2 separate regions of the Homo sapiens genome follow, and region 1 is linked to region 2. The links are chromatin loops, found by intact Hi-C in ENCODE. Cell type or tissue: PC-9. All regions are shown on one strand. Links, peaks and the distances in the headings refer to the core of each region. The heading gives the core; the rest is flanking DNA.

The links. Peaks named below come from ENCODE experiments on the same cell type or tissue, not always from the same donor. Only the 100,000 strongest peaks of a DNase experiment are listed, where the experiment ranks them.
Region 1: it touches region 2 in a loop (2.2-fold over the local background); 8 of 110 quality-filtered maps call a loop at or near these places.

What each region holds. Positions count from the first base shown.
Region 1 is chr7:131,341,213-131,356,691 of GRCh38, forward strand. All of the region lies in intron 1 of MKLN1 (muskelin 1), which reads left to right. It overlaps LOC124901747 (a long non-coding RNA gene), which reads left to right. Exons shown (of 2, transcript XR_007060525.1): 1 at 1-176; 2 at 1,413-3,062. Among named protein-coding and RNA genes, the nearest start is that of MKLN1, 21 kb to the left of the region's middle. In PC-9, for the core only: no CTCF peak of the experiment used is centred there; a DNase peak (open chromatin) is centred at 6,209; H3K27ac peaks cover 1,356 bases.
Region 2 is chr7:131,409,993-131,425,471 of GRCh38, forward strand. MKLN1 (muskelin 1) reads left to right here. Exons shown (of 18, transcript NM_013255.5): 7 at 1,314-1,391; 8 at 4,653-4,718. Among named protein-coding and RNA genes, the nearest start is that of MKLN1, 90 kb to the left of the region's middle. RefSeq lists a silencer at 1-84. In PC-9, for the core only: no CTCF peak of the experiment used is centred there; a DNase peak (open chromatin) is centred at 8,709; H3K27ac peaks cover 630 bases.

The DNA.
Region 1 (15,479 bases), core at 3,018-11,017, 70 kb before region 2:
ACCATACGGTTCTTCTACTTTAGGGTATTAGATTCATGGATTTTTTGTACATTCACAGATGTGACCGTCATTGCAGTCAATTTTAGAACATTTTCATAATCTCAAAAGGAAAACTGTAGCCTTTGGCTATTATCCACTTATTCTTCCATCCCTGAGCAACCACTAAACTACTTTTGGTGTGTATAGATTTGCCTATTTAAGACATTTTCTATAAATGGAATCATATAATTTATGGCCTTTTGTGATTGGCTTCCATTTAGGATGTTGTTTTCAAAGTTTATATTGTATCATGTATCAGTACTACATCCTTCTTATTGCTGGTAAGTATTCTGTTGTATCGATATACCACATTATGTTTAGCCGTTTATTAGTACAGTGGTCCCCAACCTTTTTGGCACCAAGGACTGACTTTGTGCAAGGCAGTTTTTCCATGGATGGGGTGTGATGGGGGAGGATGGTTTCAGAATGAAATTGTTCCATTTCAGATCATCAGGCATTAGATTCTTATAAGGAACAAAACCAAAACAGCAACAACAACAGTGATTCTCATAAGGAGCACCCAACCTAGATCCCTTGCATGTGCAGTTCATAGTAGGTTGGTGCTCCTATGAGAGTCTAATGCCTATGCTGATCTGACAGGAGGCAGAGCTCAGGCAGTAATGCTTGCTAACCCACCGCCACTCACCTCCTGCTGTGCATCTCAGTTCCTTACAGGAACCAGTACTGGTCTGTGGCCTGGGGGTTTGGGATCCCTGCATTAGTTGATAGACATTTGGATTATATCCACTTATTGGCTATTATGAATAATGCTGCTATAATAAACATTCATACAAGTTTTTTGTGGACATGGTTTCATTTCTTGGGTATATGTCCAGCAGTGGAATTTCTGGGTCATTTGCTAACTATGATTTCGTTATTGGAGAAACTGCCAGATTTTTTGTTGATTTTTTTTTTTTTCTGTTATTATGTAGTGTCAAGAAACCGTTTAATGCATATGAATTGAAGCCCTGTAAGGAAAGTGATCATTTGGGATTAGATCGCAAATTGCTTGACTTCAAATGTATTACTTTGAGAATTTTCTGTGACAGTTTAGCTAGTCCTTTATCTTCCTTATTTTTCTTGAGAATACATGAATTAGCTCCCTGCCTTCATATTTGAAGATACATACCTATCAGTGTACAGACATGTACACACATAGGTACACATATAATACTTTGCTAAGCAGTTTGTGCTGGGGACAATAGTTGAAACTCGGTGTTTTTTCCTAAAATTTATATCGTTTGTTTATATATGAAATATCAAATGGGAGATATTTTTGGAAGCAGTGAAACTTGTTTATGAATTCTTTCCTTACACAAAAGAAGACAGGTTTTTTAAAAACAAATTAATCTTTTTCTCTTTGTTTCTTTCAGCATTGATGACTGGGAAGTGAGAGACATAGATTTTTGAAAAGCTGAAAATAACTTCTAGTTTAACAAAATAGTTTCTTCCAGAGCTTAGAATTTCAGATGATTGGAAAATTCATACATCTAGGTCTGAAAGTTTAAGTCTTTCGCATCTATGGAGATCTCTATTTTCTACAACCTAAAATGCTATGATGGGTGACAGGTTAAAGACAAACCTTTTTAAAAAATGTATATTTTTATTGCTATATAGTGGTATTATGGCTTTTGAAATTCCTATTTTTACCATAAACAGATTATTAGGTGCTTACTGATTCCAGATAATAGCCTAATCTATTAGAAGGTAGAAGAGAGAATCTCTGGTGATACACTGTCCATACATGGTTCAATAGGAGGTAGCAAAGGCTAAGTATGAGTAAGTGACAAAAGCAGTAAATGCTGCAGAACTGAAATTCAGAGAATTGCGCTTCCACTGTTGGGTAAGGCTTAAGGGGAGACTTTGAAAGAGGAAGATGAGCTATGCCTTCCTTTGGGTACTGATTTAATTTCTTTTGCCATTTTTTTGCATTTCTTGAATGTAGGAATTTATCCTTACCCATGTGCATATTCATCAGCTCCAATTTAGGAGATTGACTAGTGTAGCACGTCATAACCAGAAAGATACTTGGAGGTAGACTTTTCCCTAAAGTTTATACAAGACACTTAATGGGCTGGGTCCTTGATCATGTACTTCTTTCTTAGACTTTGTGTATATGAAGTGGTGTTCTTATCCTTATTTCTTTCCACATTCACCCTTTTTAATGCTTTTAGTAAGTCTTTTCAGTTTTTGTTAAGATTTATTTTATAGTTACACTATTGTATTTATTGAAGGTAGCTTGGCTGATACTGTTCCAAAGTCACTTGCCACTTTCCTCTCTGCATAATTAACATTTATTCTCCTCATTATTTGTCAATGAATTCCCTTCTGTTTATTTATAGTTTCTTTATGATTCTGCATATCAGAAGATAACAAGCACTTATCACAAATGCATTTAGGGGATGTACTACTCTGTAAAAAATTTAAATATATTGAAAATAGAACTCTTTGAATTTTATTTTACTCTTTTGAGGAAATGAAGATATCTTGATTTTTTTTATGGTATTCTAACCTGCTTTTCCGGGGCATACAGGGCAGCACTTATTTTTATATAAATCTGAGAATGTGTGAATTGCAAATTAATCTTCTGGCAGATATCTAATGCTGTTGATAGAGATGTGTTGCCCTAAGATTTATTGGATTTAATGAGACAGTCTTTTGATATATCCTTGAATTATGATGGGATATTGGGTTGCCACATGTAAGTTTTAGAATATTTTTTAATGATATAGAGAAAATGCTTCAGATACAATGGCATGTAAAAGAGAAAACAGCAAAAAAACCCTGATTTTAAAACGGTTTGATTCAATTTATATTTTAAAAACACAGACACATGATTTGTATGCCTGTGTATATAGAAAAGATTGCAAGGATATTTACCAAAATATTAAGTGATTATCTCTGGGTTGTAGTAATTGGGGTGATTTTTATTTTTTAAGTGCCTTTTCTTTGGGTATTGCCTGAAATGTTAAATATTATCTCATTTTAGCAAATAATAAATACTACTTTTAACTAAGAAAAAATAGAGAATTGTTGTGTTTGTGTGAATTGCTTTGATTATAAACACAAATTATATAGGATCCTATGTCCCATGTTAGTGAGTTTCTTTTTGTTTTTTTAAAGTGAGGAGCTATCAAAGGATTTTTTAATAGAAAAGTGATGTGAATAAAGTTAAGTCTATGGTTTAAAATTAAAAATTTTAAGTACTCTTATGACCCAGCAATTTCAGTTTTTAGTAGCTAATTTTGAGTATCATCAAATTCAGGCATGCTTATCCCTGGGATTACACGTAGACCTTCCACTGGGTATGCGGGCAAAAATAGTTTTAAAATACTCAGTTTCCTAAGCCTTACTGTTCTTGTGTATTCTTTCCTAAAATTGATCTGCCTAAGAACTTGCCTGTGGCTTATGCCCTTGCTCCTCAAAAGTGTGGTCTATTCACCAGCAGTATTGTTATTGCTGGTTGTTTGTTAAATGCAAAAAACGTGGTTCTCAATTCTTTTAAACAAAATAAAAGGAGGACCTAATCAATTTGTCAGTTGATGGATCATAAATAATTTTTTTTTTTTGAGCTGGATCTTGCTCTGTTGCCCAGGCTGGAGTGCAGTGGCGCCATCTTGGCTCACTGCAGCCTCCACCTCCTGGGTTCAAGCGATTCTCCTGCCTCGGCCTCCCGAGTAGCTGGGATTACAGGCACGCACCACTGCGCCTGGCTAATTTTTTTTTGTATTTTTAGTAAAGACGGGGTTTCACCATGTTGGCCAGGCTGGTCTCGAACTCCTGACCTCAGGCGATCCACCCGCCTTGGCCTCCCAAAGTGCTGGGATTACAGGCATGAGCCACCGCACCTGGACTGATAGATCATAAATATTTTTAATGATAGCTCGTTATGCGATTTTTGGCATGTAATTTGGAAGGTGGTAAAAAAAATTAGTAGTACAGGAACAGTCCAGGTTGAGTATCCCTTACTTGAAATGCTTAAGACCGGAAGTGTTTTGGATTTTGGAATTTTTACGATTTTGGAATATTTGCATTATGTTAATATATACTTAGCAGTTGAGCATCCCTAATCTGAAATTTGAAGTCTGAAATGCTCCCATGAGCATTTCCTTGCAGTGTCATGTCAGAACTCAAAAAGTTTTCAGATTTTGGAACATTTCTGATTTTGGGTTTTCAGATTCTCAAACTGTAGTAACAGAAATTCCTTCAGCTCCCTTGTATTTATTTATGTGAGCAAGGGAGGATCATAGAGTCCAGAAGTTGGAGAATAGCTTGGGTAACATAGCGAGACCTCTTCTCTACAAAACGTTAAATTAGTCGGGTGTGGTGTTGTGCTCCTGTAGTTCTAGCTACTTGAGAGGCTGAGGCTTGAGGATCACTTGAGCCCAGGAATTCGAGGCTGCAGTGAGCTATGTTCATGCCACTGCACTCCAGCCTGGGCAATGGAACGAGACTGTGTCTCAAAAAAAAAATTTAAAAATAAGTACAGAGTTGATGTTGAATCCCATTTTATTCTAGCAGTGATATTTATTCATATATACATGAGACAATTGTTTTGAAAGTACACGTGTCTTTGAGAATCGTATCTAATACCTTTACTGTATATTTAATCATCATCTGTCAAAGTTTTTAATATATTGTTTTGGTCAATAATATACTTATGAAATTGATAATAACATCCAGAAGAAATTTTAAAAATCACTCGGAATCTCATGATCAAAAACCAAAAAAGTTTAATCTTAATTCACGTGGCATTTTCTCAGAGAAGTCATAGGAGTGAAAAATGAAAGACCTTCCAGCCTATAAGTAAAATTACATTTACATTTTGTAAAATTCTTTGGGGGAAGTTTAAGGAGAAACCAAGATAATATAAACTTTTGACTGTATAAGAAGAGGCTGTTCACTTAAAAAATAGATGATGGTATTTTTCTTCTATTGATACTTTTAAAAGAACACATATAACAACTTTATTAAAAATTAACAATATTAGGGCGGGTGTGGTGGCTCATGCCTGTAATCCCAGCACTTTGGGAGGCCAAGGCAGGTGGATCACTTGAGGCTAGGAGTTCGAGACCAGCCTGGCCAACATGGTGAAACCTGTCTCTGCTAAAAATATAAAAGTTAGCTGGGCGTGATGGTGCACACCTGTAATCCCAGCTAGTCGGGAGGCTGAGGCAGGAGAATTCCTTGAACCCGGGAGGCGGAGGTTGCAGTGAGCTGAGATTGCACCACTGCACTCCAGCCTAGTGACAGAGCGAGACTCAGTCTCAAAAAAAAAAAAAACCCAAAAAACAATATTTAAAGTACACTGGAAATCACAACCTTTGCAACAATTATAAGGTATGAAACATTTTACAACTTAAAAATGTTGAGGATGTGCATAGATTTTCAAAATTAATTTAGAGGGTACTTGAGCAGAAAAGCTTGTGCACCATTAACTGACAGCAGTTTGCACTTTCGAATTACTTGTGAATCTTTTAAAAATGCTGATGCTCCTAGGTTATAAAATAATCTATTATTTTGGGCCTAGGCCCAAAGTACTAGACTATGATGAAGATCCCACAAAAGTGATTGTTTTTCTATAATTACATATACACATATATTTATTCTGTAGTTACATGCATAGATAGAAAAAAGACTTGGAATCTAAAACAAAAGCAAAAAGATAAGGAAAATATTAATGAAAAATTGAAATGGAGGCTAGCCTTGATCCAGAAGGTCCACCTTCTCACCTTCAGGACACATGGCTTAATGAGCAGATGATGCTCTTTGACTGGGATACAGGACTTGATGGGTGGGACACAGGCTGAATTTCAGCTTTCACTCTTCAGTGGGATCTTCTAGTGCATGGTGCAACCTGCATAATTATATATAGCAGCCCTGCACCTTCTACATAATAATAGGCCTAGAAAGAGATTAGAAACAAAATAGAAACGAAAGGAAAAAATAGAGGAAAATTTATCTGAGCTAAAGAAAGGCTCAGTTGAAGTCATTAGTTTGAACAGCCTTGCTGATTGTCAAGAGAGTAAGTGCAAAAGTATCCATAATTAGTCTGCATTCAGATGCAGGAACCTGGTGCTAGAGAAGCTGCTCAGGCACAGGAACTGGGCATTGAAGCTGTATATGCTGCTGGAGCCTGATGCTGGAGAAACCTGTATGGCAGGAATGAAGAGCTAGAGAAGCTGTGTATGCTGCAAGAGCATGCACGGCAAGCATACCTGAACCAAGAAGCCAAACAAAAACAAAAAAAACCCAAAGACAAAAAACCCTTACTTGCTGCGATGACTCCTGCCCCCTCTTACTGACACAGCTTAACATTGCACCAGCTGGTAAAGGAAAAATAAAGGGCCCAAATCCATTTTCAAAGAGGAGACAAAAAGAGTGAATTTAGAGGTGAGAGTCAATAAATCCATAATTGGCTCGTTTACTTTTACCTTTTGATGTGATTTTAAAATCTGTTTTCTCAGCATTTCATTTATACTTAAACTGGTTAAATCTAGTATCTGAAGTTTTCTTTTGGTTAATCTGATGCCTATTATTGTTTCAAGTGGATTAATATTACTAGTAAGCTTTTGTGTTTCTATTTTCCATTCATACAGTGCAATAACATTTTTTAAATTGCAAAAATGGATACCGAATTATAAAGACAGTAGTGCTTTTGAAACAAATGTTGGCTGGCATGTGAGGTAATCATAGTATAGTAACAAACTAATGGTTTGTGACCTGATGAACATTCTGTATTTAACAAAGGAAAGGCTGAGAGCTCTAAGATACATAAGTGTGAGTTGTCTGACAGTTGAGTGAGGAGAGTTATTACCTGTAATAAACTTGATTTCAGTTATATCACTAAACTGCTCATGTTCCATATATTATTTTAAACAGAAAAGCACTCCAAAGTTGTATTCTGTGCTACAGCTATCTATATTGTGATTTGCCATATGACATATCTCTTATTAATATATGAAGAGAGCATTAAAACAGCCTTGCCTATTTATCAGATATGTTCTAGGTGTTAATTTATTTGTGAATTTTATGCGAACAGATATATATATGGAAATGAGTTTTTGAAAGTCCAGCATACAACTACAGCCATTAATCAAGGACACATGTAGAAAATAATTCATATATATGCAGAGATGTTGGGAGAAGTTTTATTCCAAAGCTAACACAAAACAAGGTACACAAGTTTTTATAGAGGATATTATCCATTGCGGTAATATTTGATGTATAATACTTCTGAATTTTTTAATAGTTTTAAGAGTTAACTATAGTCGTTGGGTTTTTTTTTTTTAAAGACAGGGTCCCACAAATGTAATTTAAAAATATTTGTAGATCCTCTGGAGTATCTCTGAGGAAGAGAGTTTGAAAAATGCTTTACCATGGGACTTAGGGCATTGGTCAAAGATACCTATTATGGGTATGAGAGGAGAGTTCTTATTAAGTAAGCAGATTTGGATTAGTTAATATTGGTTTGACCTGTCATCCTTAGTACAGTTTAAATTATTGTATTATACTGTGGCAAAAGCTGGATCTGATGCAAAGGAAAACATGAAAGAATTGAGACAGTATGGTATAGAGAGAACACTGACCTAGGACTGGGACTTGAGTTCTAATCCCAGTTCTACCACCGATTAATTGGTAGTTTTAGATCGGTCATTTAATTTCTCTAGCCTTTTATTTTTTTCTCATACAAAATGAGGGATTTAGATTCTGAAGGTATTTTTTTGATGCAAAATAGCAAACAGTTGATATTACAGAGTAATTTTTTAAAGACATGCACCCTCCCCCACATCCACATGTTATAGTTCATATTAAGCTACATTGTTGCCCAACAAAGATATTTTAAGAACTTGATATAATTAGATGATAATGATTATTTTAGTAAAATTAATTACATATAAATGAAGCCTTTGAGAGTGCTTAGAAGCAGTTTGATCTCTTAAATCTATCTTTTTTTTTTTTGAGACAGAGTCTTGCTCTGTTGCCCAGGCTGGAGTACAGTGGCACGATCTCGGCTCACTGCAACCTCTACCTCCCAGGTTCAAGCAGTCCTCTTGCCTCAGCCTCCTGAGTAGCTGGGACTACAGGTGCGTGCCACCACGCCCAGCTAATTTTTTGTATTTTTAGTAGAGACGGGGTTTCACCATGTTGACCAGGATGGTCTCTATCTGTTGACCTTGTGATCCACCTGCCTCAGCCTCCCAAAGTGCTGGGATTTAGGCATGAGCCGCCGCACCCGGCCTTAAATCTTTCTAATCCCTCTGTGAATATATTGTTATATTGTCTGAGGTTTGAAGAATGTGTGTACTAAGCAGTAAATCATTGCCAGATCATGTCCAAATTTAATGATCTTTGCATTAGGTAGAAAAGGGATAGTTCTTTGTTTTGAAATATATTCTGAAGGGTCATTTAATTTCTGAAAAGATTGATAATTCAAGCCTTCTGAGATATTCAGCAATTGAGGACTATTTTTATATGAGTGTCTCAGCAGATAGATTTTTTTGTTTTGGGGAGACACCAAATCATGTTAGCGAGCTTTTTAGTTTCATTTTTGTCTAGTGAGAATTTCCTATTTTATCAAACTTCTGTATAGGAATGTTTGTTTTATTTTGTTGCCATTCTTTTTTCCTAGTGGTCGCTCCATTCATTCTTGTGGAGTATGTTGTAGGTATGTGTTCCCAAAGTGTTTTGAATCCTTAGAGATAATTACTACATGCTTATTTTCAGTTGCTTGGTAGTGATAAGTTGACTTGAGTTTTGCTTTGAGTGATGGTAACTAACGATACTACAATGGTCTGCTATTTGCTAGGCCATTGACATTCTGTAATTTTCAACCTGTATTTGTACCCACCTCTCTTTCTTCTGGTATATTTTAAAGTAAATATAAGTTATGTTATTTTATTTCTAAATACTTCAGTATACATGAAGAAGAGGACATTTTATTAGTTATTTTTTATTTCATTTTATTTAAAATCTTTTTTTTTTTTTTGGTAGAGTTGGGGTCTCGCTATGTTGCCCAAGCTAGTCTCAAACTCCTGGGCTCAAGCACTCCTTCACCTCAGCCTCCCAGAGTTCTGGAATTACAGGCATGAGCCGCTGCACCTGGCCTTCGTTATCTATTAATCCATAACAAATTGCTACAAACTTAGCAGCTTAAAACAATACACAATTTATTTTCTCAATGAGGGTCCAGTGTTTAGACATAGATTTGAGAGGTCTTCTGCTCCAGGTCTCTAAGGCTACAGTCAAGATGTTGGCTGGGGCTGTGGTTTCACCTAAAGGCTTGAGTGGGGAAAGATCTGCCTCTAAGCTTATTTGATTGTTGGCAGGATTCAGTTTCTTGCAAGTTGTTGCCCAGAGGTTGTCCTCAGTTTATTGCCACGTGGGCATCTCTAATGTGGTGTTTTGCTTCATCAATGCCAACAAGGGAAAGTCTGCTAGTGAAGTGGAAGTCACAGTTTTATGTAGCCTAGGCCCTGAAATGATGTCCCATCACCTTTGCCATATTCTCTTCATTAAAAACAAGTCACTAGGCCAACCTACACTCAATGAGATGAAATTACAATGAGATGGAATTACTCAATGGTGTGAATTCTCAGTGGTGGGGATCATTTGAGGCCATCTTTGAACTGCCCTGCCAGAGACATTTTCTTTTATGGCCACAATGTCATTATTTTACTTAACAGATTTAGCAGTAATTCTTTAATTACAATTAATACCTAGTCCATATTTAATTTTCAGTTTTCTAAAAAATGTCTTTTTATAGTGTGTTCGAATCAGGATCCAAACGCTTATTGCATTTGTTGTTATGTCCCTTTTACAATTCTTTTTATCAAGAGTTCTTCCATTAGCCAGGTGTGGTGGTGTGCACCTGTAGTCCCAACTACTTTGGAGGCTGAGGCAAGAGGATTGCTTGAGTCCAGGAGGTCGAGGCTGCAGTGAGCTATGATTGTGCCACCGCACTCCAGCCTGGGCAACAGAGCAAGACCCTGTCTCTTTTAAAAAAACAAAAAGAAGAAGAAGAGTCTTCCCATCCTCTTGCTGTTTTCTTTTTATCCATTGATTTGTTGAAGAAATCAGGTCATTTGTCCTGAAGAAGCTCCCCTATTCTAGATATGTTCAGTTGTTTCTATGGTGGCATTTGACTAATTCCTCTATTTGTCATGCTTTATATATACTGGGAGTTAAACAGAAAGCCTTATTTAGATTTTGGATCAGATTTTTTTTGAGACAGGGTCTTGCTCTGTTGCCCAGGCTGGAGTGCAGTGGCACAATCATGGCTCACTGTAGCCTTGAACCTCCTGGGCTCAAGTGGTCCTCCCACCTCAGCCTCCCAAGTAACTGGAACTACAGGTGTGTGCCACCATGCCTGGCTCATTTTTAAATTTTTTTTTTAGAGTCAAGGTCTCATTGTGTTGCCTAGGCTGGTCTTAAACTCCTGGCCTCAAGCAATCCTCCCACATTGGCCTCCATCAGTTTTTTAGAAAGACCACTCCCTAGGTGGTGCCATATACTTTGTATTTTATCACTTCAGGAGGCACAAAATGTGGTGGTGACAACTTTTTTGTAAAGCCATCCACTTTTCATTAATAGTGTTAATATCCAAAGATAACTCATTGTTAGAATAAACTATTTCAGTAGAAGTATCAAAATTGGATTTCTCTCATCTTACCATTCCTTTCACATTTACTAGCTGTAATTTTCCTGGATAAAATTTTCCCTTGTCTATTTGAGCTTTTTGGTTACTCTGAAATACAGTTCTACTGGAAAAGCAAGACAAATGCTTAATTCTTTCCTTTTAATCACTAGTTTTCAGCATAGTGAGTTGTTATATACCTCCAGGTGTCTAATTAATTTTTTCTTTTTTAAAAACGAAAAGCATTTATGAACATTAGTCTCTTTATTCATTGTGTTTTAAATGACTTCAGTAGTCATTATTTGTGATGCCAGATGGTTCCATCTTAGGCCAGTGGGAGTCCCTTCAGGCTCTCTCCTGTGTTCCTTTGACATGACCCCATTCTTTATTTTCTTGCTTTTTGGCATAGGAAAATGACTTTATATAACATGCTTTAGTCGAAGAATGATGTTCAGAGTGCATAATTGGAAAATGGAGATACTTAATGTTACCAGATTGTCATTTCTTTTAGATCCTTCTAGGTGATAGAGCTAGGAAATAAATTTTTTTAAGAGAAAAAATATCTTGAATTTATACTGCTATTTCCAGTTCAAATTTGATTTGTGAGGTTGTAACTTCTTTCATTTTACACTTTTTTTTTTAAGTTGAAAATGTTTCCCAGTATTAACATTAATATAATTGCTTTGGGCCCTATCTATGTGTGTGTGGTGCACATAAATATGTTTAAAACATAAATTTAAAGTAATATCAGTGTTATTACTGGGTGAAGTTTAACATTTCTTTGTAGATTCTTTTTGCCGTTAGACTGTTTTCTACTGAAGATAGTAAAAATGCTGTGTCCTAAGGTCAGTTGGAATAATTCTTTTTATTATTTTCTGTGGGTTATGTCACCAACTTGATACACAGGTTCATTTGTTTTAGTTTATTTTCAGCTTTTAGTGATTCCTGTTTTTGTTTCTGCATGTAAAACATTTGCATGGTTTCAGATTTTAAACTATGCAGCTTCCACCTCTGTCCCTTCAACACTTTTTATTCCCTTTACAATGGGCTAGTTCTTCCGCTGCAAATACAAACATCTACATGTGTATCCATTCATTTAGATGTGCCACAATTTGTTGAACCATTCAGCAGTTGATGAACATCTAGATTGTTTCCATTTTGGGGTTATTAGAAATGAAGCTACTATAAACATTGGAGTACAGGTTTTTGTTTGAACATAGGTTTTTGTTTCCCTAGGAAAAATGCCGAAGAGTCCAATTGCTGGATTGTAGTGGTTAGTTTTGTAAGAAACCTTCATACCCTTTTCTAAAATGGGTTACCATTTTACATTCCCATCAACAATGTATGAGGGATCCAGTTTCTCTGAATCCTTGTGAGCATTTGGTGTCATCACTGTTTTATCTTTTAGCTATTATGATAGGCATATAGTGATATCTGATTTTTTTTTATTCCTCTAATGGCTAGTAATGTTGCACATCTCGTGTTTATTTGCTATCTGTATAACTGCTTACTGGAATGTATTCATGTCTTACCTATTTTCTGATTGGATTGTTTGCCTTTTACCTGATGGATGTCAAGAGTACTTTGTATGTTTTAGGTGTATGTTTTAGGTGTGTGTTTAGGTGTATGTTTTAGGTCTTTTGTTGCGTATGTAGTTCGGAAATACGTTCTCCCAGTCTTTAGCTTACCTTTTCAACCACTTAAAAGTCTTTCTCAAAATAAAAGTTTTTAATTTTGCTGAAGTCCAGTTTTTCAATTTTTCCTTTTATACATTTTGCTTTTTGTATAAGATCTCCTTGCCTAGTCCTAGACCGTGAAGATTTTGTCTTATGTTTATATTTTTTTAAAGTTTCATAGTTTTATATTTTACATTTTCATTCATGATTCATTAATTTTTTTAATGAAGTATGAGTTTTAGGTCAATTTTTTTTTTTTGGCTTATAGTTGTCCAGTTGCTCTAGCACTGTTTGTTGAAAAGGCTATTCTTCCTTTGTTGAATTGCTTTTGTACCTTTGTAAAAAAAAAAAAAAAAAAAAACCAGTTGGGCATATATGTGTGGGTCTTTTGGGGGCCTTTTATTCTGTCCTAATGATATGTGTCTGTCCATCTGCTAGTATTATACTTTATTGATTATGCAGTTTTATAATGGAGCAAGCTTTAATATTGTATAGAGTGATCGCTCTCATTTTATTCTCATTTAAATAATTATTTTGGCTATTCTAGGTCTTGTGTTTTATGTGTAAATTTCAGAGTAAACTTGTCTATGTCTAAAAGAAATCTTGCTGGGATTTTGATAGGAATTACATTAAATTTGTAGGTCATTTTGGGAGAATTGCCATCATTGCTATGTCGAGTCTTCCAGTCCACGAGCACAATATGTCTTCCATTTATTTAGGTCTTCTTCAATTTCTTTTATCAGCATTTTGTAGTTTTCAGGATACAGAGCATCCTGTACATGTTTTGTTAAAAATATTCTTCCTTCATTTCCTTTAAAGCAACTGTAAATTGTTTTGTGCTTTTAATCTTGGGTTTCACATGTTTAGTGTTAGTATATAGAAATGCATTTGATTGTTGATCTTATATCCTGCAACGTTGCTGAACTCATTAGTCCTAGGATTTTTTTTTGTGGGGGGGGGCGTAAATCTTGTGGGATTTTTCACGTAGGCAAATTATGTCATCTGAAAATAGGGATGGTTTCATTTCTTCCCTTCTGAAGGTTGCATCATTGTTTAGTTGAATGTGTCAAGTTTTATTTTTTTCTGGATTTTTGAATTAGGGAGTGTCTTCTCAGTGACAGGATGTAAAGGATTTAACTGTGTTTTCTTCTGTTACTTGTATGTTTTTATATTTAGTTTTCTGATTCATTTGGAATTTAACCTGGTGGATGATGTGAGGCACAAATCTAATTTTATTTCTAAATGGCTGTACATCATTTATATCTATCGAAACATTTAAATACATCATTTATTATAAAGCTCATATTTCCCCCAACCCCAATGATTTATGATGCTATCTTGATCATTTATTAAATTTTATGTGCTTTGTTCTATTTATTTTTATTTTTAAATTTTTTGGTAGAGACAGGGTCTCACTATCTTGACCAGGCTTGTCTTGAACTCCTGGCCTTAAGTAATCCTACTGCGTGGCCTCCCAAAGTGCTGGGATTACAAGTGCGAACCACTGCAGTCAGCCCACTCTTTTATTTCACTGTTTTGTATTCTGTTCCTGATTGTGTATTCATGTATAAATATCTTGCTGCTTTAATTACAGAGACTTCATAATATGCTTTAACATCTGACAGGGTCTAGTCTTCTCTCCTTGCTCTTCTACTCTTTTTCAGGGTTTCTTTGGCTGTTTTTATCCTTTTAATTTTTAATGTGAAATTTATTATTTGTGTGAACTGTATCAGCCTTATTTGTTGTATGGTCATAGGGAAACCTGTTTTTATTTTTGGGTCTAATTAAATTTATAAGTTAACATAGAATTGTATTTTTATGATGAGTCTTTTTATGCAGGAACATGGCATGTCTTTGCATTTTTTCCAGGTTTACTTATACATACATATATATATGTATATATCAGGACTGTTTAAAACAATTTTCTCATAGGTTTTGCACATTTTTCTAAGCTTATGGCTAATACTGTATTTTATTGTTGTAATTAGAGGTCTTCTCTTGCATTATATCTTCTAACTGCTTTTCGCTTTTATGTTTGAAGGCTCTGATTTCTTTAACTTGATACTATATATATATATATATATATGCTTTAAGTTCTGGGGTTTTTTGTTTTTTTTTTTTAAACAGGTCTCTTTGGTCCAGGCTGGAGTATAGTGGTGTGATCATAGCTCACTGGAACCTCAAACTCCTGGGCTCAAGTGATCCTCCTGTCTCAGCCTCCCAAAGTGCTGGAATTATAGGTGTGAGCCACCACACCCAGCCTTGATATTTTTTTCTAACTAAATTCTTCTATTCTAAATAGTATTTTTCCCATTGATTCTTTTGGCATCTTCTAGTTGTATAATTTTTTCATCTACAAACACTCTAATTTGTATGCTTTGTAATTACTTTTTCTATCTCTTAAATTTTAGACTTTATCCTTTAGAACAGTTTTAGATTTACTAAAATATCGAGCATGTAATACAGAGAGTTTGTATATACCTCCCAATAGTTCCCCTATTTTTTTTTTTTTTTTTTTTGAGGAAGGGAAGAAAAGGAAAGGAGCAAAGTACAACTTGGAAGAGGGCCAAGCAAGCGACTTGAGAAACCGGCAGCTTGACCTCTTGACTTGGGATTTTATACGCTGGCATACTTTGGGATCTTGCATTACTTCTCCTCACTCCTGAGATCTTATTGAGAAGCTGCTGATGAGTTTCAGGTGTTTTATATCTATTAGCCTGCCTTTCCCTAGCTCCGGCTGCAACCAGTTATTACTTTAGAGAAACAGTTAACTGCCTGACCATCACCTGATGGTCGCCTAACACTCCTGGTGTGCATGTGGGGTGGAGCCCCCTACTGCCCTGCTCATACCTGACTAGCTACCCACTGTAACATTTCCCCCCCCAAGAGTCCAAGACCCCAAATCTTTGGGGTTAAATGGACGAAGGTCAGTCTTCTGTAACTGCTTCCTGCTGACAGAGGGGCAGTGGTGGTTCTATGGGTCTTGGCCTCTTGCTAGCTGTCATTGCTGAGTTGGCTCCATGAGTTGTTGAAAGCGATATCCGGCCAGGCCCAAGGGAGACAGGGGCAGGATTTCGCCTCTGTCGTGTCCCACTGATGGGCAGTCTAGAGGTCCCCTGTAGAAGGGT
Region 2 (15,479 bases), core at 4,571-12,570:
CTTTAGAAGTAAGGAAAAATTGCCTAGAAGTCTCCCAGAAGATTCCTCATGTTTCATTAGCCAAAATTGGGTTCCATACTGTTCTTAAACTAATCTTTGTTGAGGGCCATGGGAGTAGGGCTTCATAATTATTTAGGTGTGTATGTGGGGGGATGTATGTAGGGAGTTCAGTCTCCATACCATTACAGTAACTAGTGTAACAACTTAAGTAGATTATGAGTTTATCAATACAGCAGAATCAGGAGTAAGGAAAACATGGTAGAACTTTAGTACCAGCCCCACCATTTAAGAGCTGTGTGATTTTGGTTAAGTTTCTTACTTTTTTTAAATACAAATTTCTGGATTTATAAAACGGAGATGATAATGTGTAGTTCATAGGATTGTTTTTAGAATTAAATGAGATGAGACAGCATAAATTCTAACATTTGGTAAGTGTTCCATAAGTATAGTTTTATTACTGCTGTTAGTACTTTTATCTTTATGTAGTTTTGTACTCAAAACTGTATAATAATGGAATTCACATGTTAAAGTTAGTGTTCCCTTTTCCTGAAAATGTATCAAGGACCTAGACCAAAATTATTGGAGCTCTATTTTCTTCTCTAGTTCTCTTGGATATGGGTGGCAAAAAGTACTGGCACAAAGCACTGTTGGGGGAAAGAGATTAGGATCCAATGAATCCATGTCATTATAGGATGTAAAGATTAAGAATTTCATAGTTGAAATAAAGACAAGTGGTGGGAGATCACAAAAAGAAAATATAATTCTCCTAATCTTTAGTTATCCTTTCCTCTTCTTAATTATATTTATGATAATGATAGAAATGATTTTTTAAAGATATATAAGATCTTTTTTCAATGAAGTAGAACATTTATTCAGATTATTTATTTTTATTTTCTCCTGCTTCTATTTTGCAGCCTTAAATTGTCTTATGACTTTTTTTCCCCTCCCAGTTCACTCCCTTTTCCTTCTTTCAAGGTCTCTAACCCTCTGATAATGTCACATACGTGTCCGTTGAATGCAACAGTGACTTTGTATCTAATACATACAGTGATGATGAGAAACATAGTACGTTTAATATGAGCTTCCCCTAAAGCAATTTGTTTGCATGGTTGTGTCAATTAATATTTTACTATTTATATTTGAGGTAGCATGAAGTGAAATTGAAGTGATGCATATTTTATGAAAATGTGCTTTTGTATTAGTGACATATTAGTAATTTCTTTTAATGTAGCCTTTTAAATTTTAATTTTTTTCTATAATAAATAATGTAAGTAGTTAAGGTGTAATTCTTTCTCATTCTTCAATATTTGCAGATGGCTTGTTCAATCAGTATATCAGTCAACAGGAATATAAGCCACGATGGAGTCAAATCATTCCCAAAAGTACCAAAGGTAAGCCATACCTTCTAGATTGTAGTTCTTTTTCATTAATGTCTCAGTCTTCAGTTTTCCCAAGGTAGTTCAAGTATCATAGTACTAAGTTAATAAAAAAGAAGATGTTGGCCAGTTGCAGTGGCTCATGTCTAATCCCAATACTTTTGGAGGCCGAGGCAGGAGGATTGCTTGAGCCCAGAGGTTCAAGATCAGCCTGGGCAACATGGTGAGACCTGTCTCTACAAAAAATTAGCTATACAGCCGAGTGTGGTGGCTCACACCTATAATCCCAACACTGTGGGAGGCCAAGGTGGGCAGATCACCTGAGGTTAGTAGTTGAAGACCAGCCTGCCCAACATGGCAAAACCCTGTCTCTACTAAAAATACAAAAATTAGCTGGGCGTGATGGTGTGTGCCTGTAATCCCAGCTACTCGGGAGGCTGGGGTAGGAGAATCACTTGAACCTGTGAGGCAGAGGTTGCAGTGAGCTGAGATCATGCTATTGTACTCCGGCCTGGGAGACAGATGGAGATTCCATCTCAAAAAAAAAAAAAAAAAAAAAAAAAAAAAAATTAGCCAGACATGTTGGCAGGCATCTGTGGTCCCAGCTGCTTAGGGTACTGAGGTAGAAGGGTGGCTTGAGCCTGGGAGGTCAAGGCTGCAGTCAGCCGTGTTCATACCACTGCACTTCAACCTGGGCAACAGAGCGAGACTCTGTCTCAAAAAACAAAACAATAACCACAGCAAAATAAATAAAAAGCAGATGTTTAAAACAAGGCATAGGTTCCTTAACTAGGTGGCACAATTCATTTGTTATATTAAAATTTTCTTTTTAAACCTTTTTGATTTACTGCCGTAACAGAAGGTTGGGCAGCTTTTACACAGAATATCATTATAAACTGCTTTGTTAGAGGCATGGTGTAAAATTATAGGCTGTGTTGTAATGCCATACACATGTTCTTGAAAACCTTAAGTTATGCAAAATTATTTGCTAAACCTAGCAAGGCATATAAGAAAAATAGAAAGGCAGAAGACCATTCTAAATCTGTGGAACTTTATAACCAGCTACTAATAAAAACTAGTGTAATAATTGTAATAAAAATAAATATCAGTACATTTAAATTAGGTATTTATATTGAACATCATAGTGTGTTTAGAGACTTAAGCCCTGGGCTCATGCCTCTGTCTTTGAAATGTAGATCCTAGAGGGCATTTGCTTCTAATAAAGACTGTTTTCATCAAAACTTGAAATCGGATCCAGAGTATAGTCTTCTTCATGAATACCTTATTTTCATATAAGGGGGGAGGTTTTGTCACTTCTTCATCTGTACTCACTGCTTTGCCAGATAATTAACATAGTGGAAAGTGTAGCAATTTCTTAATGCAACTGTTTGTGTTAAAGGAAGGCAGTTCTATGGATACTGAGCTTTTTTCATTGTGGTCTTCATATATTACTAAGGACTTCTCTTTAGTTGTGAGAAAGCTTTCTCCTGATAGTATTGCATATTAATATGCAGGGGAAAATTGCTTAAGAACCTCCATAATTGATGTTACATGAACATCATTCTCCTATTTTATCAGTCATGTATGAGGTAATTTTCTTCAAAGACACACATATTATAGCAAACAGACAGTAATTGTGTATTTGCAAACTAATGGATTCAACATATAAAATACAAACATACTGAAAATGAATTCATTTTAGTGCTTTCTTTTTTCCCTCAGACCTCTCAGGGGTGAATATGCTTTCTAAATCTATTCTTAAAGATGGCGATACGGTACTGACTGATGAGGGAAGGAAAGAAGAAAAGGGCAAAGCTTCAATGATAATAAATTGCACAATCTAAAGGCTTAACTATTAGGATAAAGGATTTGGAGGGAACTTCTGGATGATTAGCCGCTGAATACAGTAGTAATGAAAAGCTTCAGTTTTGTATCTTATTTTCTGTATATAAGAACTGACATTTCAGTCATTTTCATAGCACCCTTGTAAAATTAGTATAAAATTGGATATTCTCAATTTTACATTAGGAGAAAGCCAATACAGGGAAACTTATTAGCCAAAGTAATATATTTCAACTAATAGGAGAATTATGAAGAAAGCCTTAGGCTTTCTAGTTCATATCAAGTAAGACATTAGAATCTTACAACCTTTTGAACTACTGAAATTAATTTATAACTTTTTTTTTTTTGAGATGGAGTCTTACTCTCGTTGCCCAGCCGGAGTGCAGTGGTGCAAACTCGGTTCATTGCAACCTCCGCCTCCTGAGTTCAAGTGATTCTCCTGCCTCAGCCTCCTGAGTAGCTGGGATTACAGGCACCCACCACCATGCCCGGCTAATTTTTGTATTTTAGTAGAGACAGGGTTTCACCATATTGGCTAGGCTGGTCGTGGACTCCTGACCTCAGGTGATCCACCCACCTTGGCCTCCCAGAGTGCTGGGATTACAGGTTTGAGCCACCGCGCCCGGCCATAACTTTATTTATGTAAGATTTGGTGTAAAGTAAGATTAGATACAAGTTGAATAATAGTGTTCTCTTTTGGAAGTTTAAATAAAGTTTTACTGATTGTATTTAAACCTGCCTATTAAGCTCTGTGATGGAAATAAGAATCAAAGTGAAGTAAATCTTAGATTTCCTCAGTCAGTTCTTACATAAAATAGTTGGTAAATTAGGTGGGAACTGATTGCTGAAATATTGGCACAAAATTAATACATTATACATTATACAAAGTTATATAAAATAATTACACAAAGTACAAAATTATACAAAAATTTTACAAAATAATTGTATACATTATACAAAATTAATATCATTAATATAAAACTTGATAGCATCTTTGTTTTCAGTAAATAGTTTGATAACTCGACTTTAAAACTGCTCATCATACTAATGAACTATGCCTAGAATATATACGGGAGATCTAATTTTGTAATTGTTTTTGACCTTCACTTTGGCACTCAAGTAGCTTAGAGATTTTTGTTTTATGTTTTTGTATAATATTCTGTGTCTTTGCTGGTTTGTGGCATTGATCATAAATAAATCAAAAATAACTTCCAAGTTCATTAATGTCCTGAAAGCATTTGGAAAAAAGAACAAGATTATTATAAACACAGATTTGAGTCATACTGTTACTTTTATGAGTCCTTTTACTTATTAATATTTTGAAAAAATAAGGGTGGGTTATTTTTACTACTGATTACAGACTTATGAATAAATTTACTCTGGATATGCTGTTCTTTGTTATTCCTTTAAAAGAAACTATTATTTCTTCTAAAGGTGATGGGGAAGATAACCGTCCAGGAATGAGAGGAGGCCATCAGATGGTTATTGATGTTCAAACAGGTGAGTAGCAGTTGCAGTGGAAAGCAAAATCTTCATTGGCTACAGGCATCGTCTAAACCAGGCAGTGGCAGGTAAGGAAGGGGCGGGGGGTGGGGGGCTCTTACACAAATGAAATTAGATTACCTAAAAAAAGTTTAACATGCGGCCTTTTATGTGTGTCTGTATGTGTGTGTATGTGTCTAGTTTATATGTGTTGTATTTTCATGGAAAACTGGTGTATTTCTGGATTTTTGTTGCACTTATATAGTAGAGTAATATGGGAATTACTGGAATAAAGAGAACTAAGATATATTTTTAGAGGAAGCAGATATCAAATTAGGCAGCTAAGTGTTGGTAAGTCCATTAATTGCTAAAAACTGTTCACAAGCCTGTAAATAATTTAGTTGTTGTTTTTTGTTTGGTTTTGTTTTTTTTTTTCCTGTCTTTTAAATTTTGTTCTGAAGCTTGGTAGCAAACTTTTTTTTAAGTTTCTAAAACCTAGGAAAACTTAATTACCATAATATTTAGAGGTTAATGCCAACATTATAATAGGTCTCAGATTAGCAGCTTAAAAAGCAAATAATACCAATAATCTACCATAGCTATATTTTATTATTGGATTTTAGAAAACTTTACTGCATAGAATACCACTCTTTCCAGGCGTAATGAATGCTCAATTATACTGTGTGTTATGCCAACTCATAGTGCTTCGGGAATAAAATAATTGCTTGGAGACTCATATTCTAAAATAATTAAGAATAAAAATGGTTACAATGTAGACACTAAGTCTTCTTGACATGAATTTATTTTCATAATTTTTGTAAGAAGAGAAATTATAATTTTTAATTTAAAATTAAAAGCTAAATTTCTATGATAACCTCTGAACTGGTTTGAGACTGTTATTAGGGTCTCTTTGGAAAAGGTTCATTTTTAAGGTATAGGAATTCACTTTCTTAATTTTGGTCCCTCTTTCCAAATGCCTTTCTGCCCTGCAGAAATAGGCTTGAATTAGCTATAGAGTCTTAGGCATCTTTTTTTCTGCCTGAGAGTATAATAAATATTCATATGCTTATTTACTAAAGAGCTAGATTTATATACAAACTGGTTTTTTATCCAGAATAATTATTTATGAATATAGACATGAAAATTTGTTTTTAGATTGTCTACACAGTAGCTTCCCCTTTTTTTGAACATAGAGTAGAATTTGTAATGCTTTTCTTTTTTCTCCATCAGTACTATAAGGAAAATATTATTAAACACCCCTCCCCTGCCCAACCTTTTTTTAAAATAGAGATGAGGTTTTGCCATGTTGCCCAGGCTGGTCTTGAACTCCTGGGCTCAAGCAGTCCGCCTGCTGCAACCTCGCAAAGTGCTTGTATTACAGGTGTGAGCTACCATGTCCGGCCCACCCTTTCAAACAAATTTGGTTGTAGTTTGCTATAATAATATACTAAATCTATGTTTATTTGAAAGGAGCCTTTACCTTTTAAAGCAAAATGCACTTTCCTTAAATATAAAAGTAATATGGTTTACTTTAACATTTAAAGTTCACCTTATCTGGGGAGGCAGAAGGAATTTTCATAGTGCTTACTGTGTTAATTATTATGAGAGATGAACCATATGTGATAGGTAAAGTACATGTGTAAGAAAGACAAAAAAATTTTCCTCTTTTTATAATCCATGAAATTCGAAAACAGAAAATTATTCAAAGAATAGGCAAATGTCATGACAGAACTTAGTGTGAGCAAGTCATTGAGAATTAAAATCTAACTTTTCAGGTCAGAGAGCCTTGAAATACTTACAATAAAGTTATAAAGGCCTAGGTATTTTTCTTTCTTTTTTTTTTTTTGAGATGGAGTCTTGCTCTGTCGCCCAGGCTGGAGTGCAGTGGCGCAAAGGCCTAGATATTTTTCTATAATATTTTTGTTTTATGCATTAGGGGTAGGATTTCAGCAAAGTCTTGATGGTCAGGGTCCTTACCCCTACTCCCTTTAAAAAAATATTTCAGCTAGGCACAGTGACTGTCTCGTGACTGTAGTTGCAACACTTTGGGAAGCCAAAGGGGGAGGATCCCTTGATCCCACAAGTTCAAGACCAGCCTAGGCAGCATAGTGAGACCCCCATCTCTATAAGAAATAAAAAAATCAGCTGGATGTGGTGGTGTATGCCTGTAGTCTCAGCTACTCGAGAGGCTGAGTCAGAAGGATTGCTTGAGCCCAGGATTGGAGGCTACAGTGAGCCATCATCACACCACTGCACACCTGCCTGGGCAACAAAGCGCAACCCTGTCAAAAAAAAAAAAAAAAAAAAAAAACTCAAAGAGGAAAAATGTTATTTGAGTAACTACTAGATTTACTTTAGAAATTATAAGAAAGCGTAGCGAGAATGACTATTGTAGTCATGGAATTTTACTCCAGATGGGACCTTTAAAAGAGTAATCTCTTTTTGATAGCTTCTAAGGATTTATTATAGGTTAGTGAAGGTGTACAAAGAAAAATCGGCCTATATCCACACTTCAATATTGACACTAGTTTATAGAAAGCTACAGAAGTACTTTAGAAATACACTTTTAAGCAAATATTTCTACCAAAGAAAATCTGGGGAATTATCCTGTTAGTAGATATTTTAGTTAGAGCCATTTTGTACCTATTTGGAGTGCTTTCTTTTTTTCTTTTATTCGTTATGAATTCTGGGTCAAACTTTATTTAGGCCCATGGTTGATGACAAAACTAGATTTTTCAGCCTTTAAAAGAAATCATGGGTGGTCATTTAATATACAGTTGTCTGTTGCTCAAGTTCTCATGCTTTTCAGTATGTTACCATTGCCACATATAGTGTGGAAACAGTACTAACTATACGTGGACATTGAGGTCGAAAGGATTTCACCAGATTCAGGTGGTCCTTGATATCAGTAATAGAGATGGCATATAAAACATTTGGAGGTGGAATTCCTCTTCTGTTTTTTTGTTTTTATTTTTTACGTTCAAAAAATATGTTTCCAAGAAGAGCTATCTGAAACCTTTTGTCGACATTTTGATATCTTAGTACAGAAATAGGGATAGAAGTGATGATTCGTTTTAAATTTATCATTCACTATAGAGGGGAAGACTAGAAGGACACATACCAAAATATTGACGTTAGTTACGTCTGGTGGTACAATTACCAGTGATTTAAAATTTTTTTATTTAAAATGTATTTTTAAAATTTCTACTTAATTATAAGTTGGAGAAAATTTTACTCAACAGCATTCTTTTTAGGAAAAGAACTGTATTTATTTGTGAAGGTGCTTTGGAGTACAAAGTAAAATACTGAGACCTGATTGTAGAAGGAACTATTTTTGTAACACTAAGAGAAATTGTCTCGTTAGCACCAGAGAAATGGAACAAGAAATAGAGATGGCCGGGCACGGTGGCTCACGCCTGTAATCCCAGCATTTTGGGAGACCGAGGTGGGTGGATCACCTGAGGTCAGGAGTTCTAGACCAGCCTGGCCAACATGGTAAAACCCCATCTCTACTAAAAATACAAAAATTAGCCGGGCATGGTGGCAGGTGCCTGTAATCCCAGCTACTCGGGGGGCCGAGGCAGGAGAATCACTTGAACCTGGGAGGCGGAGGTTGCAGTGAGGCGAGATTGCGCCATCGCACTCCAGCCTGGGAGACAAGAGCAAGACTTCGTCTCAAAAAAAAAAAAAAAAAAAAAAAGAGAGATAAATCAGGGGTGTTCAATCTTTTGGCTTCCCTGGGCCACATTGGAAGAAGAATTGTCTTGGACCACACATAAAATACACTAACAATAGCTTATGAGCTTACAAAAAAAATCACAAAAAAAGTCTCTTAATGTTTTAAGTAAGTTTACAAATTTGTCTTGGGCCACATTGAAAGCCATCCTGGGCCTCATGCAGCCCATGGGCCACAGGTTGGACAAGCTTGAGATAAGTGGTAGTAGAGCCAGCAGGATGGCAGAATGCCACATTTCATGACATGACTCTGTCTTTACTCACCAAATTCTTAGAAGTTTTCTCTAGTAAAATTGATTTGGGAGTTGATTTTTATTTACTTATTTTTTGGTAGATACTGGTGAGACAATTAGGTTTGGGGTTCAAACTGAGGTAGGACAGTAGTGAGGCAACTTCTGTGGATTCCAATGTCTGGAAGCAGAAATATGAGGAAACATGCCCTGGAACTCAATAGGAAAAGCTCTGAACTTTCACAAGACTGAAATTATGGTTCAGGTTAAATTAAACAGGTCTCTAGTTGTGACTGGGTAATCCAGGACTCTGATCAAGAGAAAACAAAAGAAATCAGAAAATACTATTCAGAAGTCTAACAACTTTCATGCCTTGGCATTCCCAATCTTTTATTTCAGCTAGCTATTGCTGTCGATTTTTTGTTCTGTTCTCAGTCCTTTGGCTATTTCATGTTTGTTTACATGAAGCTTCATGAATAGATTTTAAGGGAGCCCATGATAGTCTTTAAACGGTGTGCAAAATTTTTGTTTTTGTGTAGTTTTCTGGGAAGATTCATTACATATATATATGTATATATATATATATATATTTTTGTTTTTTTTTTTTTTTTGAGACAGAGTCTCGCTCTGTTGCCCAGGCTGGAGTGCAGTGGCATGATCTCGGCTCACTGCAACCTCTGCCTCCGGGGTTCAAGTGACTCTCCTGCCTCAGCCTCCCGAGTAGCTGGGATTACAGGCGCCCGCCCAGCTAATTTTTGTATTTTTAGTAGGACATTGTTGTGCCATGTTGGCCAGGCTGGTCTTGAACTTCTGACCTCAGGTGATCATCCTGCCTTGGCCTCCCAAAGTGCCAGGATTACATACATGAGCCATCGTGCCTGGCCTCATTACAGATATTCTTAAAGGACTTAATCCCTATCTTAATTGACATTTTATGGTAAGTACTGCTGAACCAGGTATTCAAATAAAGTGTCTTCATACAGGTGATATTCATTATTGAACTGATATTATTACAAAGTAAAACATTGCCACCTTTCTACTACTCTTGGTTTTTTTTCCAGAATTTTTGTTGCTAGATCAGAGGTATGTGAGAAAGAGAGTGGGAAGAGGTGAAGTCAGAGAAAGAGAGTGGGAAGAGGTGAAATCAGAGAAATAGCTGGGGGCACAAACTGTGTTGAGTTTTTTAGGACTTTGTTTAGGACTTTAACCTACATGCAGAGTGAAGTGGGAAGCCATTGTTGGGTTTAAGAAATGCTATGAACTGACCTTGCATTTTAACAAAACAAATTGAGTGAAGGGCAGCGAGTCCTTTAAGGATCCTATTGCTCACCTGAGAAGTGATTATAGCATTGGCTTATACTAGAATGGTAGTAGTAATGTTGAAAATTGGTCACATTTTGGATGTATTTTAAAAGGTATCATATAAATGCTAAATGACGAGTTGATGGGTGCAGTACACCAACATGGCAAATGTATACATGTGTAACAAACCTGCGTGTTGTGCACATGTACCCTAAAACTTAAAGTATAATTAAAAAAAAAAAAGATAGTATGTGGAATGAGCCCATCAGCTGGCTGCTTATGAAAGAGTAGCTATTAGTGAGTATGAGAAGGTGAAAGAGAAAAAGAGAGAGGGGGAGCACATGGTGGCAGGGAGAGAGAGAGAAACTAGAAAAAAAAAGGTATCATATAGAGCTGACAGGATTTTTTGATGAACTGGATGAGAAGTGTGAGAAAAAGAAGCTAAGGATGACTTAAAGTTTTGACCTGAGCAATTAGAAAAATGGTGTAACCATTCTCTAAGATGGGTACAACAAGAGGATCCAATATGGTAATATGGTGGGTTGTTCAGCAACTTGATTTTAGACAAGTTAAGTCTGAGATGCCAATTAGACATCTACATAGGTATGTCAAGTAAGCAGTTGGATATATTAGTTTGAGGTTCAGGAGATAGATCTAACCAAAGTAATAATTCCCTCTACATTTATGTAACACTGTTCAAACCATTATTACTACAATAATTTCCACATTGTTTTAGAGTTGTTCACACAAGTATTGTATATACCATTGCTGTCTCTCCAGCTTCCCAGCCCCCATGGACAAGGGGGGAAGGACAGGGATCTTGCCTTATTTATTTTTATGACTATAGAGGCTAGAATGGAGTAGATGTGCACTAAATATTTGTTGGATTGGATCAAAGTTTTAAAATTCATTTTCCTTTGAGTAGAAAGAAAAATATTTACCTGGAAACTGTATTCAGATACTGCTGTAAACCTTGATAAGTAGATCAGGTTATTATGTCATTTATTATACTAATATTTTCTGTGGTGGATCTGTTTTATTGGTTATATTCGAACATATTTAAATTTTCAGATTCTACTTGTTATGCCATTTAGACTATGCTTCCCAAAGCTGTAATTATCATTACTTCGGGATCTAGGTAGAAAAACTAAATATAGAGCTTTGCATTTGTTAAAGTAAAATTTGTTGCTTTCTGAACTTGGTTTGGGCTCAAGTGCACAATCTGGTGTATCCTTGGGTTTTTCTCTCCAAAATTTCTTCTGTGTTTCTATTATGACTATTAGTAGCATAATTTACTGAGGGCTTTCATATACTCTAAGTATCTATTTAATCATTTAGGTACCATAGCCCTGTTATTGATCAGCAGTTACCTTAATTATCAGGTTGATCTTAATCACTTTCAAAGAGATTGTATTTATCATCAATCTTTGAAAGAACCTTTCTAGTCAGATCTTAATGATATGGCAGCCACATATAATAGGTAGGTGTTAAGTTTGTGGGAAGGAGAGTTGGGTGTCTGACATCCCTGGGATTGAATCCTGGCTCTACCCCTGACTTCTTATTCGATCTTGAATGAATTGTATTGATTAAAATGGTGATAATAAACTAAGTAATTGTGAGAGTTAAATGAAATAATGTATTTTGTATGTGCATATATTATTTATATAACATGCATTTGATATGCCATATATTAATATGCAGCAGTGATTAATTATGCTGAGAGAATTTTATATGACTCAAAGGAATTTTCTTTTGTGTGTTTTTTGCATAATTTGACAAAATTTCACTATGGAAATGTTTTAAAGTAATTAAAAAGTTTGTGAAAAAGTTTAAAACAACTTGAAAAGCAGTGTTGAGGGGAAAAAGTAACTCACTCATAATTCCACATTCTAAAAAACCAATGTTATTTTGGTATATTTGTTTAATCTTTTATATAATTGGTGCCTTAGGAAGGGACACCATAAATATATTTATAATATTTTTGAGACAAAATACTAAAGTGCATATAAGAATTTTCTTGATGAAGATCAGGTAGGTTTAGTAGTGAAGAATAACTTTCTCTAAGTAGAGTTTGAACAACCAGGAAATTCCATGTTAACAAAACTGGTGCATAAGTAGTAAAATATAGTTTAAAGAAGCCCAGTTATTACTTTAAGTATGCATTTTAAAGTTTTCTAGCACAAGGATTCTTTATCTGTTGAAGTTAGGTGCAACATGTTGTCTGTTTGCAAATTTTTTCTAGGAAGAAAATCTGTGGCTTCAGATAATCAAAGAGACTCTTACTAACTCACAAAATTAAGAACACTGGCCAGACATGGTAGCTCATACCTATAATCCCAGAGTTTTGGGATGCTGAGGTGGAAGGATCACTTGAGGCTGGGAGTTCGAGATCAGCCTGGGCAACACAGCAAGACCTCTGTCTCTGCAAAATATTTTTTTTAGTTAGCCAGGCATGGTGACATGTGCCTGTAGTCCCAGCTCTGTGGGAGGCTGAGGCTTGAGGAGGATGGCTTGAGCCCAGAAGTTCGAGGCTGCAGTGAGCTATGATTGTGCCACTGCACTCCAGTCCAGTCGACAGAGCAAGATTCTGTCTCCGGAAATTGTTTTAAAAAAAGAACACCTTCACTAGAGTAAAACTTCATAAAGTTAATTTCAGCTTATTTAACATGGCTTATATTTTAAAGCAATTGTTGCTTCCCGGTGTCTCATATACCTTGTTTTCTTAGATATTAGAAACTTAATAGTACCTAGCTTTTGTTTTCTTTTTTTAGTCTGTAGGGTTTTTTTTTTCCCATATTGCTGTCTTCTCTAAGGATACAGTGACCATTTTAAAAGGTGTATGATGGCACAAATTTTATTATTTAATTTTCAAAGCTTTCTTCCCTCCTAAGGGAATCCTATCATTCATGCCATGGTAGAGAAGGAATGTTGTATTCTGTCCTACTGAATTTGTCCTACTGGATCAGTTTTATTAATTGTAATCCCTATACCTGGCACCTCTCCACTTAAGATTCTTCAACTGTGACTTGGGTTTCGACTGGGAAAAGAACAGTGAATAGAAAGAGAAAAGCCACGTCTATTTTGTTTCAGTGTGGAAGTCTGTTGAGTTAGAAATATATTAATAAATTTCCATTGTGTTAGGCTGTTCCTTGTTGTGTAACTCTCATTACGTTCTGAGAACCTACGATTTAAGCCTTTTTCTTCTTTCTCAATCAGAATAGGTATGAAGACTTAGGCAAAGCTCTAATATTTGGTATCTACAAAAGAAGTTGATGGAGAGTTGCTTGTCACTTGGAAGAGCCTTTCTGTAGAAATTTGAACCTTTAACTGTTCTGTAGCTATTATATGAAAGTGCTTTTATTATTATTTTTATTTATTTATTTATTTTTTGAGATGGAGTTTCACTCTTGTTGTCCAGGCTGGAGTGCAATGGCACAGTCTCAGCTCACTGCAACCTCCACGTCCTGGGTTCAAGTGATTCTCCTGCCTCAGCCTCCTGAGTAGCTGGGATTACAGGCATGTGCCACCACGCCTGGCTAATTTTGTATTTTCAGTAGAGCCAGGCTTTCTCCATGTTGGTCATGCTGGTCTCGAACTCCCGACCTCAGGTGATCCGCCTGCCTCGGCCTCCCAAAGTGCTGGGATTACTGGAGTGAGCCACCACATCCGGCCTGAAAGTGCTTTTATTTTTTTACATGTGGTACCACATAGTTTTTCTTGATGTTCCTTAAAGAAACTTTTGAAGAGAGTGCCTAAACATGGGTTTTGGTTGCTATTACAAATTTATTCATATGGCTGTACTTCTGAAAGTAATGTGCATCTTTCTTTTACACTGTTAACAGAAAGAATTCTGAAATGCAGACTTCATTAGGAATACAAAGTATATTGTCATAGGCATAACAATTCAGCCTTTTAGTAAGGAAAGTAACTGTATGTTGAATTCACCCAAAAGATTTAGATAGTGTTGTAATCATAGCTTTATGTAAGAATACAGTTCTATTTAAAAAGGGAGGCAGTGAATTCAGTTGATGATCTGCTGGGTCATGATACTTCAAGGGGATGGCTTAAGAAGGGAAAGGTAAAGAGCATATAAAATATTTTTCCCCTCTTCAAAAAATTCAAAAATATTTCTGTCTTCAAAAATTGTCATGTTAATTTAAGTCTTACTGAACTTCACTTTTAGAAGCATTCAGACTCTATCTAAATATTATAGAGTTTTATTTCTATCTTAAAGATAAATTTGTTTCTTAAAACCTTTTTTTAAAAAATTTTTTTCTCTCGGTGTCTTAACTAAGAATTAAGGTAACTTCTTTCACCAGCCTGTTAACCCTTCCCCTGCCTCTTCTTTTTGATACATGAATTTTGTCTAAGTTTTGGGCCCAGGCTATGTCAATGCGTAGTATACACATCCTATACAGTGTCAGAGTGGAAAAACTGATTTAATTACAAAAGTAGTGTGCCATCTTGTGGAGGATTATGCAATCAGCACAGTCTGATTTATCCTAAAAATCAAAGTAGAAGACAGATATTGCACTTGGGCACTAAAAATAAAAAGCCTATTCCATTGTGCAAAAAGACACTGAGATGTCTTTATATACCTTACATTTCTACATTATTTTTAGTGCATATAAGATGTGTAGATTGGTACTACTGGTAGTCGGTAGCTCCAGGGTTTGTTTTATACTGGTACCAAATTGGTACATGTACTATACCAAAGAATGTGGTTGAATTTTAGTTTTTGTGGCCTAAGTAATGAAAAATAGATTGATTGGTGATTGACTCAGTGTTTTAGAATGAAATTTGTTTGCCGTTTCGAACATAGGCCACTTTACCTCCAATCCCTGTCATTCTCAACTCCTTCAGTCAGTCCTGTATGCTGCAAGTTCAGATGTTACCTTGCTACCCCTCTGCCTAAGATCTTCTGTGGCTTCTCCACTGTCTGTGTGGAGTCAAGTTCAAAGTCTTTATCCTGTTATTTAATCCCTTCCATGATCTGGACACACCTGTCTTTTAACCTCCTCTCCACCTCCTACCTATGTGTTCTTTTAAATCAAACAGTGTATTTATTCATCACACAGTTTAACCATTTAACATGCATTATTTAATTTAATTTAATTCTCACAGCAGCTTTATGGGATAGATACTGTATCACATCTTAGAGATTAAGAAACCAATAGTTAAGGAACTGTGTGGTGGTCACATAGCTGTGGTGATAGAGCCAGGATTGTAGCCAAGATCTGCCTGACTAGAGTACATGTTCATTAAAACACTTTTGACGTGTTTTTCTGTCTCTATACTTTTGCTATTCTTTTTACTCTGTTTGAAAAGCCCTCTTTTTTTTTTGTTCTGTATCCTGCCTTCCTGCTGGTGCATAGGTCAAATACCACTGTTACCATGAAATCTCTTCTGAGTCCCCTCAGCCAGATATACTGTCTTCCCTCTTTTGAACCCTCATGGTGCTTTTTACCTTGTTTATCTTTCTTATGACATTTAGTCTGCCCTGCGTTATGTT